2 separate regions of the Homo sapiens genome follow, and region 2 is linked to region 1. Evidence: chromatin loops called from intact Hi-C (ENCODE). Cell type or tissue: CD4-positive, alpha-beta T cell. All regions are shown on one strand. Links, peaks and the distances in the headings refer to the core of each region. The heading gives the core; the rest is flanking DNA. Region 1 has its middle 87 kb from the start of DHX35. Region 2 has its middle 66 kb from the start of TOP1.

Region 1 (5,375 bases), core at 202-5,201:
ACCTATTGATTTTCCAGCCCGAGGCTACATCCGCCGCCAGCTGCCATCTCCAGCCCTGTCACCAGGACCACTTGGTGACTAACTGATCCCCCGGTCCCCTCCCACCCCCACCCCTCACTGCACACCCAGCTCCCCCACTCATGGCCCAACCTGCCCTTCCGGCTTTTTCTGTGCCCAGTTCCTACCCTCTCTTTCAGGGCTCAGTGCTGGGACCCTGGACACCAAAATCAAGTGACTCCCCAGCTAGCTTTGATGCCTGGCTGCATGACCTTGGACAAGTCACTTTAATCTCCTTGTGCCTCAGTTTCCTCATATGTAAAAATGGGGCAATATTGGAAGCTACCCATCATGTATATCAGGCAGCAGTTTCCACAGTGTATTATGGGCACCTCTGGGGTCTCTGAGACCCTTTCAGATGGTCCATAAAATTCAGAATAATGTTGACAATAATACAAACATGTTATTTGTGGGGGTTTTTTGCTCTCAGTGAAAGCTTTTTAAAACTCCCAGTGGAATATTACAGGGGCTACATGACATGTGGTATCTCAAAAACTTGCAGATGCAGATATAAAAATCAAACTGTCTTCTATTAAGGCTGACATTATAGAGATCTGCAAAAATATAAAACAAAGCCACACTTCCTTCTCTTTAAATTTTGTGTGTTGTGAAATATAGTTATTTGTCATAGGAATATATTATTTATGCTCACATGTAGTGTTTATTATTGCTATTTTAAATAAATTATAAATAAATATTATTAAAATTTGTTTTGACTCCTAAAATGGTAATTAGTGATAGATACAACCCACATGAACAAGAGCTTTGAGGGCCTTGATCATTCTTAGGGTGTAAAGGGTTCCTGAAGCCAAAAAGTTTGAGAACTGCTGGTACAAGATGCTAGCACTGTGTCTGGCTCACTGTAAGCACTCAGTAAATTATTATTGCTATGATTTGGAGTTGCTATCATTGGGAGTTAGAGTGATTTCTCCAGTCAAGCTGGGGAGGGGATTTGGGGGTGCAGATTTGGGGAGGTTGCCCCTGATTAGGGACATAAGTGGCACAAAGGTGAGATCCCCCCTGCCGGCTCCTAGCAGCCCCCTCACCTGGCACTCACTGCCAGCTTGGAGTGTCCAAAGCCATGGCCAAGGGAAAGGAGCACGTGGCTGATCTTGGCCCTAGCAGCTGGGATTGGCTGCACCTCGAGATAAACCTCCCTCAAAATTGCTCAGAGGGAGGCAGTTGGTGCAAAGAAGGAAGAGGCTGGAGAAAGAGATGTAACAATAGCTACTCCTCGATTAGCCTTACCATGTGTCAGGCATCATTGTAAGCACTTAAAGTTAAGTCATTTGAGCCCTGCGACAATCTTAGACAGTTGTTTAAAAATGTACATGGGATGATTTTGTTGTAATCAGGTATGGGAAGATGACAGACACAGAGTCAACTGCCTGAAAGGAAGATTGTATTACTTACAGTTCCCAAGAGGAGGGCACAACATTCAGGGCCACCTGAACAAAATGAACAAAAATGCAGAAATGGGGTGACCTGGGACAGTCTGGGCATCCCAATGGCCCCTCAGATTTACCATGGCCCATCTGCTTCTCCTGGCAGGCCCTTGGGTCTGCAAGAGCCCTGATGGTGGAGAGAGGGCTGCGCGGGTGGCCCCCTCCTGAGGGCTGGCTTTTGACCCCTCTCCCGCACCCACCCCAACTCCACTCTGAAGGACCCTGGCAGGCCAGGTCAATAATTAGAACTCCATAAAGGTTTGCTGGTGTTGATTTTTGTCGTTGCTTTTTGAACTGGGCCTGTAAAATGGAGAGGTTCATACCTTCCTTGGTGAAGTGGTCAAGATTTAAAGACTTGGTGAGTACAGTATAGCTTCTTGCAACGTGGACAGAGAAGGGGACACCGTCACGAGAGGTGCGGGGGCTGTTTTCACTCCGATGCGCTCAGACCGGGACTGAGCTGCTGTGGACGTGCCCGGTGGGCAGGCGGTGAGCTCGCACCGGGCAAGACACGGGTCTGACCCCTCCCCGCACTCACCCCCTCCCTGGGCGCTCGCAGGACCCGAAGCAGCGCAAGGGCGTCCTGGCTGCCCAAACGCGGGGCTCCAGCGCCGCCTGCCGGCCGCCGTGTGCAACGCCGACCCGGAAGTCTCGCCGTCTCTGCCTGCGCTGGGGACGCGCGGGACACCCGGTTCCGGGAATCCCGGTGGGGGTCCGACCTTGCTTTGGGCGCAGGGAACGCGGCTCTGCAGGACGGGCTGCCGCCGAGGGCATCGGCAAGCTTCGGGGTGTGGACCGTGCCTGCGCCCGCTGCATCCGTTTTGGGCAAGGCTGTGGCTTTTTGAGCCTCAGTCACTCTTTGCGGAGGACGAACAGGGTGGGAATTCGACTTCTCCCACCGCAGCGTCCCTGCAATCTCGTTCTCGACGACGTCCCAGCCTCCCTTCTAGTCCAGTCCCACCCCCAACATTCCTCCTACCCTACTCGCTGGGCACTTCCCGCAATTCCAAATCCCGGCGTGTGGCTCATCCACGTGAAAACCCTTCAGAGCTCCTGGTTGTCGCATAAAACGTTGCTTTCATATTAAAACGAACATGGATTCTGGGAGGCAGAGGCTGGACGATCCCTTGGGCCCAGGAGTTGAAGGTTACAGTGAGCCATGATCCCCACTGCACTCCAGCCTGGGCAACAGATCGAGATTCTATGTCAGAAAAATAAAAAATACATAAAAAGTAAATAAAACTAACATGGATCAGACAGAATGAAATTGAGAGAATGTGGAGCTGCCCAGCTCAGAGCCACCAAGCCCCTAGGAGTCACAGGGGAAGGAGACTCCCAGAGCTCCTGCAAGCCAGCCAAGAGGGGGCCCATTCTCCCAGGGAAACAGCATTGTCAAGGTGGGCTCCATCTCCAAACCAAGCTCCAGAAGCCAGGTCAGGAATTGGGACAGGGCACAGGAGGGACAGCTTGTCTGTACTCCTGCATGTCTGGGCCTCAGCTGACAGTGACCCAGAAGGCTGGGCCCTGGAAGAGCTGGGCCAGAGGACCCACTTCTCAGATGGCATCATGAACCACAGCCCATGAGTAGCCTCTCCAGCATCCTGGTTATCAGGTAGCTGGCTTGCTCGGGTGGCAGTGTCCCAGCAAGCCAGGCAGGAGCTGCATGGCCTTTCGTGACCCAGCCTCAGAAGTCACACCACATCACTTCACACAACCCTGGGTCAAAACCACTACCAACTTGGCCAGATTCATGAGAGGGACATAGACCCCACCTCTGCATGGGAGGCATGTCAAAGAATCTGTGGGGGGAAAAAAAAAGGCACGGCACCAGTCCATCTATTTTTATTTTTTTTTTTTTTAGACAAGGTCTCGCTGTGTTGACCAGGCTGACATGCAGTGGTACAACTGATCACAGCTCACTGCAGCCTCAAACTCCTGGGCTCAAGTGACTTTTCCGCCTCAACCTCATGAGTAGCTAGGGCTGGAGGCACACATACCACACTCGGCTAATTTTTTAAATTGTTATTTTTTTGTATAGACAGGGCCTATGTTGCCCAGGCTGGTCTCAAACTCCTGGCCTCAAGCCATCCTCTAGCCTCAGCCTTCCAAAGTGCTAGGATTATAGGCATGAGCCACCATGCCCAGCTCCATCTAGAAACTATGGTTTTGTGGCCTAGGGAAGGTGTCACCTGGATAAGGTATCACCTATGTTTCACCTCCAAACTCAGGTGCTCCCTCCAGAAATGGCACTGGTCTCTCCATCCCCACTGGATGAAAGATGGCCAAGAGAGACCTCCCTGAACCAGTTGCAACAGCTCAGGGCCATGACAGGATGAGGCCATGGAAAGGGGACACTGCAGGAGATGGCCGAAAAAGCAACATGATTTGCCTCAACTGTCATTTCTTAAATCCAGACACAGGGAAGGGAGGGGAAGTGGGGGACACACAAGGAATAATGGGGGGGAATCAAGGAACTGGGAGAAGAGTTCTTATAGTGCCTCTGCCCTTCCATATCTGCTCTATCAGGTTGTCAGAAGCAAGGGACCAGAAACACAGTCCACTTCCCCTGAGCCCATTGCCAGGAGTGGACAGCAGTGTGGGGACTCACTGCCTCCATGTGGCCAGCAGAGGGCAGCATAGCGCTGCTCTGCTGCATCAGATGCCTGGCAACTTGGCAGGGCCAGTCTGGAGGACTCAGGACTCAACAGGACCAGACTCAGGACCCTCCACATCCCTGGCTAAGGACGGGCTGCAGCCTGGATGTGGGTCATGTTTTAGCACGTGAGCTCCAGGGAAGCAGGGACTGTGCTCTGTGTGCAGTGGTCTCTTATCTGCAAGTGCTTCTGGGTGTCCAGTGTCAGTGAGTTGTGTTGTGAAGGGCACAAAGGTGTCCATCAGATTGTTCCTGGGTGGTTCTGAGCAATGTGTGTGTCCTGATGCCAACACTCATCTGGTGTCCAGCAGCTCCACGAGCCTTCCACTCACTGCTCCCCCTGAAAACTCCAGTGTCCCGAGCCCCAGGGCCAGGCGGGCCCCACTCCGGGCCTCTGTGCACCCCCACCCCCTGACATGGTCCTCCCCTCTGCTTAGGTCCTGGTCACCTCTGGCCTCTGCCCATCTTGAGGGTGGGGGCCCTCATCACCGCATCTGGTTCTTTCCGGGGTGACTTCCTATCTCCCTTGTTTAAATAAAAGGAGTCCACCTTGAAGGAGATGCGGGGACCTGCACACCACGGCACCAGGGAGGCTGGGATGGGCATGGAGGGAGGGGCAGCGGGTGCCCTCTGTGACACACGTGGAGGGAGCAGAGGCTCCTGTTTCCTGAGCAACCCCTGACCCAGCTCCTTTCTGGAATTTTACAATGGAGCTCACTGTGGCACCTGTGCACATGGAAGGACAGGAGGGAGGGAGGGAGGGAGAGGGAAGGAAGGAAGGAAGGCTTGCTGGTTTTAAGTTATTACCACCCCATTGCACTGGTAAGGAAACTGAGTTGAAGACAAAATTATGTCTTGCCAAGGGTCACAAAGTTATCTAATTTTGGGTGTGGGGCTTAAACCAGGTCTCCTCCAGACCCAAAAGAGTATATCCTAAATGATCCCATGTGTATGAAATTCTAGAAAAGGCAAAGTTAGCCCATAGTGACAGAAAGCAGAATAGTGATGCCTGAGGCTGGGGGGCAAAGTCGGGGTGGCTGTTGACTACAAAAGATCATGAGAAACTTTTTGGGTGAAAATGTTCTATATTTGATTTTGGTGGTCACTGTGGTGTACTGATTTGTCAAAACGTATTGACTATCCAATTAAATGAGTGCACTTATTACATGTGAATTATACCTCATTAAAGGTGGTCATTTTTTAATTCGGATCTTCTGACT
Region 2 (5,375 bases), core at 210-5,209, 1.9 Mb before region 1:
AAAGGGCTGTTATTGGGAACTGGGCAGCCACCCTGCCCTAACCCTCATCCTCCTCCAAAGAGACCACCATGGGCTTCACAGGCCTCAAGGTCAGTGCTGACGATGTCTCCTCTAGACCTGACACCCTGGAAACCTTCAGTTTACTCGGGCACCTGCAGCCCAGGTCAGGGGCCATAACACATGATGGGCATCGATGGGAAATATAGTGCTGGCTAGCTCAGATTTTCACAGGAGACTCCTCACAGGCTGGGAAACATGGGAACTGGTCCACCCTTGGATATCGACTTAAATCATTCTGGCTATTATTAAAAAGTAAAAAAACAACAGATGCTGGCGAGATTGCAGAGAAAAAGGAATGCTTTTACACTGTTAGTGGGAATGTAAATTAGTTCAACCATTGTGGAAGACAGCGTGGCAATTCCTCAAAGACCTAGAGGCAGAAATACCATTTGGCCCAGCCATCCCATTACTGGGTATATACCCAAAGGAATAGAAATCATTCTATTATAAAGAGACCATGCACACGTATGTTCATTGCAGCACTCTTCACAACAGCAAAGACATGAGGTACATATACACCAAGGAATACTATGCAGCCATAAAAAGGAACGAGATCACGTCCTTTGCAGGGACATGGATGAAGCTGGAGGCCATTATCCTCAGCAAACTAACACAGGAACAGAAAGCCAAACACCGCATGTTCTCACTTATACATGGAAGCTGAATGATGAGAACACATGGACACCTTGGGGGGAAACAACACACACTAGGGCCTATGCGATGGGGTGGGGGGAGGGAGAGCATCAGGAGGAATAGCTAATGGATACTGGGCTTAATCCTAGGTGATGGGATGATCTGTGCAACAAACCACCATGGCACTCGTTTACCTACGTAACAGGCCTGCACATCCTGCATATGTACCCCGAACTTAAAATAAAAGTTGAAAAAAAAAAAAAGAAATGTAGGCCATTCCTCCCAGTCCTCACCTATCTGTAAGAAGGTATGTGTCTGCAAGTTATATGGTGTAACTATGGAGGTGCCACTAACCCTCAGATGAGCCAGCCTGAAGGCCATGGAGTGGTCAGCTGAAATCCTGAAATTAGGAATGCAAAATGTTTATGAGACAGGTGATTTTTTTAAGAAATGAAATTTAGAACCCTTTACATGTATCTCTTAAGAAGTAGTGTCTTAGAAAAATTATAAAAGAAAACCGAAGAAAGAATAAGGCCTATAGAAAAGTGGGAAGCATTTTGGCAAATGTGTTTTAGATCCTTAACTTGGCTTCAGCTGGGGTAAATGAACTAGTGAATGAATTTGTTTTTGTATAAACTTATTAGTAATAGAAAATTATTTTTGGCCAGGTGCACTGGCTCGTGCCTGTAATCCTAGCACTTTGGGAGGTTGAGGTGGGCAGATCACTTGAGGTCAGGAGTTTGAGACCAGCCTGGCCAATAGGGTGAAATCCCATCTCTACCAAAAATACAAAAATTAGCTGGGCATGGTGGCGTGTGCCTGTAATCCCAGCTACTCAGGAGGCTGAGGCAGGAGATTCGCCAGAACCCGGGAGGTGGAGGTTGCAGTGAGCCGAGATCACGCCCCTGTATTCCAGCCTGGGTGACAGAGTGAGACTCCATCTCAAAAAAAAAAAAAAAATTTTTTTTTCTTCTCTTCTCCAGCAAAATGATGTTGACAAGTATTAAAGGGAACATGGGCACTTACCACAGGGGAACTCATATGCATGCACTTTGAGAGACTATGGACTTGGAGGATGTGGCTGTAGCAGTTTGTAGGAGTTAAAATTTGGAAACAACTCAAGTGTCATCAGCAGGGGCACAGATAAATACATCGTGGTGCATAAGGCAGATGTCAGTTGTGTGACAGCCTCCTTAGTTAAAACAAATGATCTCTGTGTATTGCCATGCAAAGAACCAAAAAACTATGTAGACTTAGAAAGCAAGTTGCAATAGCATATATACAGTCTATTATTTATACATGCAAGTTGCAATAGCGTATATACAGTCTATTTATTTATTGTAACAAAAGAGGAAAACACCATGGGGAACACACAGTGCTTTCATTTGTCAAAGAATGAATAAGTGCGTCTTTTCCTGGGTAAGTCCTGGTCACCTTTCAGCTCTCAGCTCAGTATGTTACTGCTTCAGCGCAGTAGGTGCCTGGTCAGTGGGTCTCAGAACCCAAATCTTTCCTTTACGTCTCCCGTTATAGTCGCATATTTGTGTGATTATTTGGTTAATGTCCTTCTTCCCCACAGGATTCATTTGAGCAGGGACCCTGACCACCCTCTTCACCACGGTATTGCTAGAACTTAGCCCAGTGCCTGACACACGGTACCTAGTCAGTGAATTTCTGATTTCTGTCTGTTCCCCTGACTAGGTGTAAGCTCCATGAAACGAAGGGGTGGGACAGGGGAGGGGTGCTGGTTTTCTTTCTCATGGAATCCCCCAAGGCTTAGCAATTAGGAGGGCAGGCTGTGGAGTCAGAATTCGAGAGCTCAAATCCTGACTCTGCCACTGCTAGCTGTGTGACCTTGGTCAAATAAACGTTGCATCTCCGAGCTCAATGTCTTTATTTGTAAAAAGGGTAAGGATGCCTTCCTTAGAGTGTTGTTAGAATTAAATGGTATAGCGCGTGAAAACAACGCACCAAAGTGCTTGGTATTGGGGCCTCATTTATTTGTTGAATGTCCAAGTACCCCTGTTGTGAGAAGCACCTGGGCTGGGGCCTGTCCCACTCGGAGAGGATGCTGCTTGTGTTCCACCCTCTGGGGCCCCTTAGGTCATTTCTTATATTTCCACCAGGTGGCGCTGTGGCCATTCGCGCCGGTAATGCTCAGCCGGCACAAAGCTTCAAAGTGGCTTCCAGTCTCCTTCCCAGCCAGAAGCCTGTCTGCAGGTCCCCAGGTGGCCGTCCCACTCTGCTTTAACCTCTCAGAGATGGGGTGCTCACTGTTACCAGGCTGGAGACGCTTTCGGGGCTGGTCTGAGCGTCTCTGTCCTCTGGGTTGGGGCAACTGGACCCTGCGGGACTGGGGAAGCCCAGATGGAAAGTCATGGGCTGACCAGGGTTGGAAGGGATTTAGGTGAGGCCAGCGAGGTGCTCAGGAGGCGCTCACTCTCAGTGTGCAAGGGTGGGGCTGACCTCACTGGAGGCCTCATGAGGACACCTTGTGGTTGGGCTGCCGCCAGTCCACGGCTTTAGACCTGCCTGTCCTCCACTAATCCACAATAGTGTAGGGCACCCACCATGTCCCAGGCTCCATATGAACTCACTTGTTTCTCTTAAGAACCCTAGCTAGTAAGAACTATTATTATCTGCATTTTTCAGATAAGAAAATTGACGTAGGGACAAATTAAGAAACTTGCAGGTAAAAAGTGGCAAAGCTGAGGTTTGAGCCCTGGCAGTTTGGCTCTGAGTGTCACCTCTTAGCCATTCTCTTCCACGGCTGTGCTGACCTGTCCATCCTTCCTTCCCTCCCTCTACCAGTCTCCCCATCCAGCACACACTTGCTGAGCTGTCACTCTGTGGGGCCCAGGTGGGAGCAAAGCTGGGCACTACCCTGGCCCTTGTGCGGTTTTCAGCCCATCAGGTGGAGACCTGGCTCTGCCATGACTTTATCCTGTGACCTTGGACAGGTCATTTAACATCGCTGTGCCTCAGCGTCTTCATTGTGAAATGGGAATGAGAATCCTGGCCTCGTTAAGTTTTGGGGAGGATGGAGTGACTCCAACCTTTGGAGCTGCAGCCTGGCACCCAGGGGCGCATGGGAAGTAGTGGCCATGATTGTGATTGGCATCAGCATGGAGAGGCTCCTTCCAGCCCACACTGGAACTGGACCTAGAGTCAGGTGCTCGGGTGGCCATGTGGAAGCGTGGAGGAAGAATCGAGTCAGGATCTGCTGTTCCTGGGCTTGAATCTTGGCTTTGGCACCGTGAGGGTCTGAGACTCGTGATTTTGGGCAAGGCTTTTCATCTTTCTGAGTTCTCCCTTAAAAACAAGAATGACTAATACCAACCTTGTGGTATCCTTGTGGTTGTTCTATGAAGTAACAAGCGCTTGGCACATAATGGGCACCTTTGTAAAATTTCATTTCCTGTCCTCAAGAAGAATCAGATGGCTGTGCAAACCCAGGGATCAACACATCTGGAGTTCTTGGCACCTCCCCTTCTCCCAAGGAAGGCCTGGACCTTGTGGGATGGGCTGCAGAATTCCATTTTTTTTTCCTTTTGCTTTCTTTCTTTGTTCTTGTTTGTGTTTTATTTCTTGAGAAAGGCAGGGTGGGGACAGTGGTGCATTTCTCAGCCACCCATGCATAGGACTCCATGTTAGCTGTCTGGGTGCCCAAAAGAAGGCTGCACGTTGGCCTCTTAACACCCAGGGCAGTAGGAGGGTCAGTTGGTGGGTGTGGGACACTGGGGTCGCCTCTCTGTGCCTGAGGCATCCTGAGATGCCATGCTCCAGATGGCAGGGGGAAGGCTGAGGGCTGAGAGGCTGCTGAGGGCTGGGGAGCCCTGTCTGGTCCAGCCTCTTCCAAGGTCTAGGGCTGTCCTGGGTGTCCTGATGCTTCTGCTGCTCCTGCCCAGAGATTAGAGCAGGGCCGAGCTGTGGCCCTGCCCTGGGGTGTTGAGCCCAGTTGAGGTGGCAATGGGTAGTTACTCAGGGGCTGGAGTTAGGACAGCTGGGCAGTGAGGGGTAGCTGCCCTGGGATCTGACCTAGCAGGCTGGCATTACCCCTGCTCAGTATCCATCACCTTCCCCATGTGTCCCAATGCTGGAAGCCTCATAGCAGGGTCACTTCGTGCTTCTTCCTGCTGGGTGTTTCCATACACAGTGTCACTGATACTGTAGCCATATCTGCCCTTCTGTTTCAGAGAAGAGGAAACCAGGACGAGACGTGACCCATCCAAGGTCCCGCAACAAGAAAGTGTCCACATCCAGTGGAGATTCACACTCAGCTCCGCCTGGCCCCACCCCTCCCCCTTTTCTTCCCCCTCCCCCTTCCCTGGCCCCCGCTCCTCCAGTACTTAATTTTAATGGCCTTTTGATTGCGAGCCTCTTCTTGAAGAGAGACAAATCATTATTGATGAATTTGGACTGCTCCAGTGTAAATGAGTCAACGGGGCCTGGCGTGGGTAGCTGGCCAAGCCATGCAGGCAGCAGGAATCTCAGGACCAGGCCCTGTGGGCCACAGAGAGCCCTGGTGTAGCCTCTTGTAAGCCGTTTATTTCCGTTCCCAATTAAACCAGGCGCTTGGCTGGAAGGGGTGTCCTTATCCTGGAGCTGGGGGGTGGGTGGCTTACAGAAGATCCTGGCCCCTAGGCCTGAGAACAGAGCCCCAGGATGGCCTGGGCTCCCCC

What was found. Hi-C counts contacts between places; a loop is a spot of excess contacts. Peaks named below come from ENCODE experiments on the same cell type or tissue, not always from the same donor. Only the 100,000 strongest peaks of a DNase experiment are listed, where the experiment ranks them.
Region 2: a loop joins it to region 1, with 12 times the contacts of the local background. A loop is called at or near these places in 9 of 110 quality-filtered maps.

What each region holds. Positions count from the first base shown.
Region 1 is chr20:39,046,990-39,052,364 of GRCh38, reverse strand. No RefSeq gene overlaps it. Among named protein-coding and RNA genes, the nearest start is that of DHX35, 87 kb to the right of the region's middle. In CD4-positive, alpha-beta T cell, for the core only: CTCF peaks have their summits at 2,123 (motif pointing left), 2,128 (motif pointing left), 3,930 and 4,139 (motif pointing right); DNase peaks (open chromatin) are centred at 2,114 and 4,134; H3K4me3 peaks cover 1,070 bases; H3K27ac peaks cover 467 bases.
Region 2 is chr20:40,960,612-40,965,986 of GRCh38, reverse strand. No RefSeq gene overlaps it. Among named protein-coding and RNA genes, the nearest start is that of TOP1, 66 kb to the left of the region's middle. RefSeq lists an enhancer at 4,420-5,051. In CD4-positive, alpha-beta T cell, for the core only: CTCF peaks have their summits at 2,630 and 2,846 (motif pointing right); a DNase peak (open chromatin) is centred at 2,826.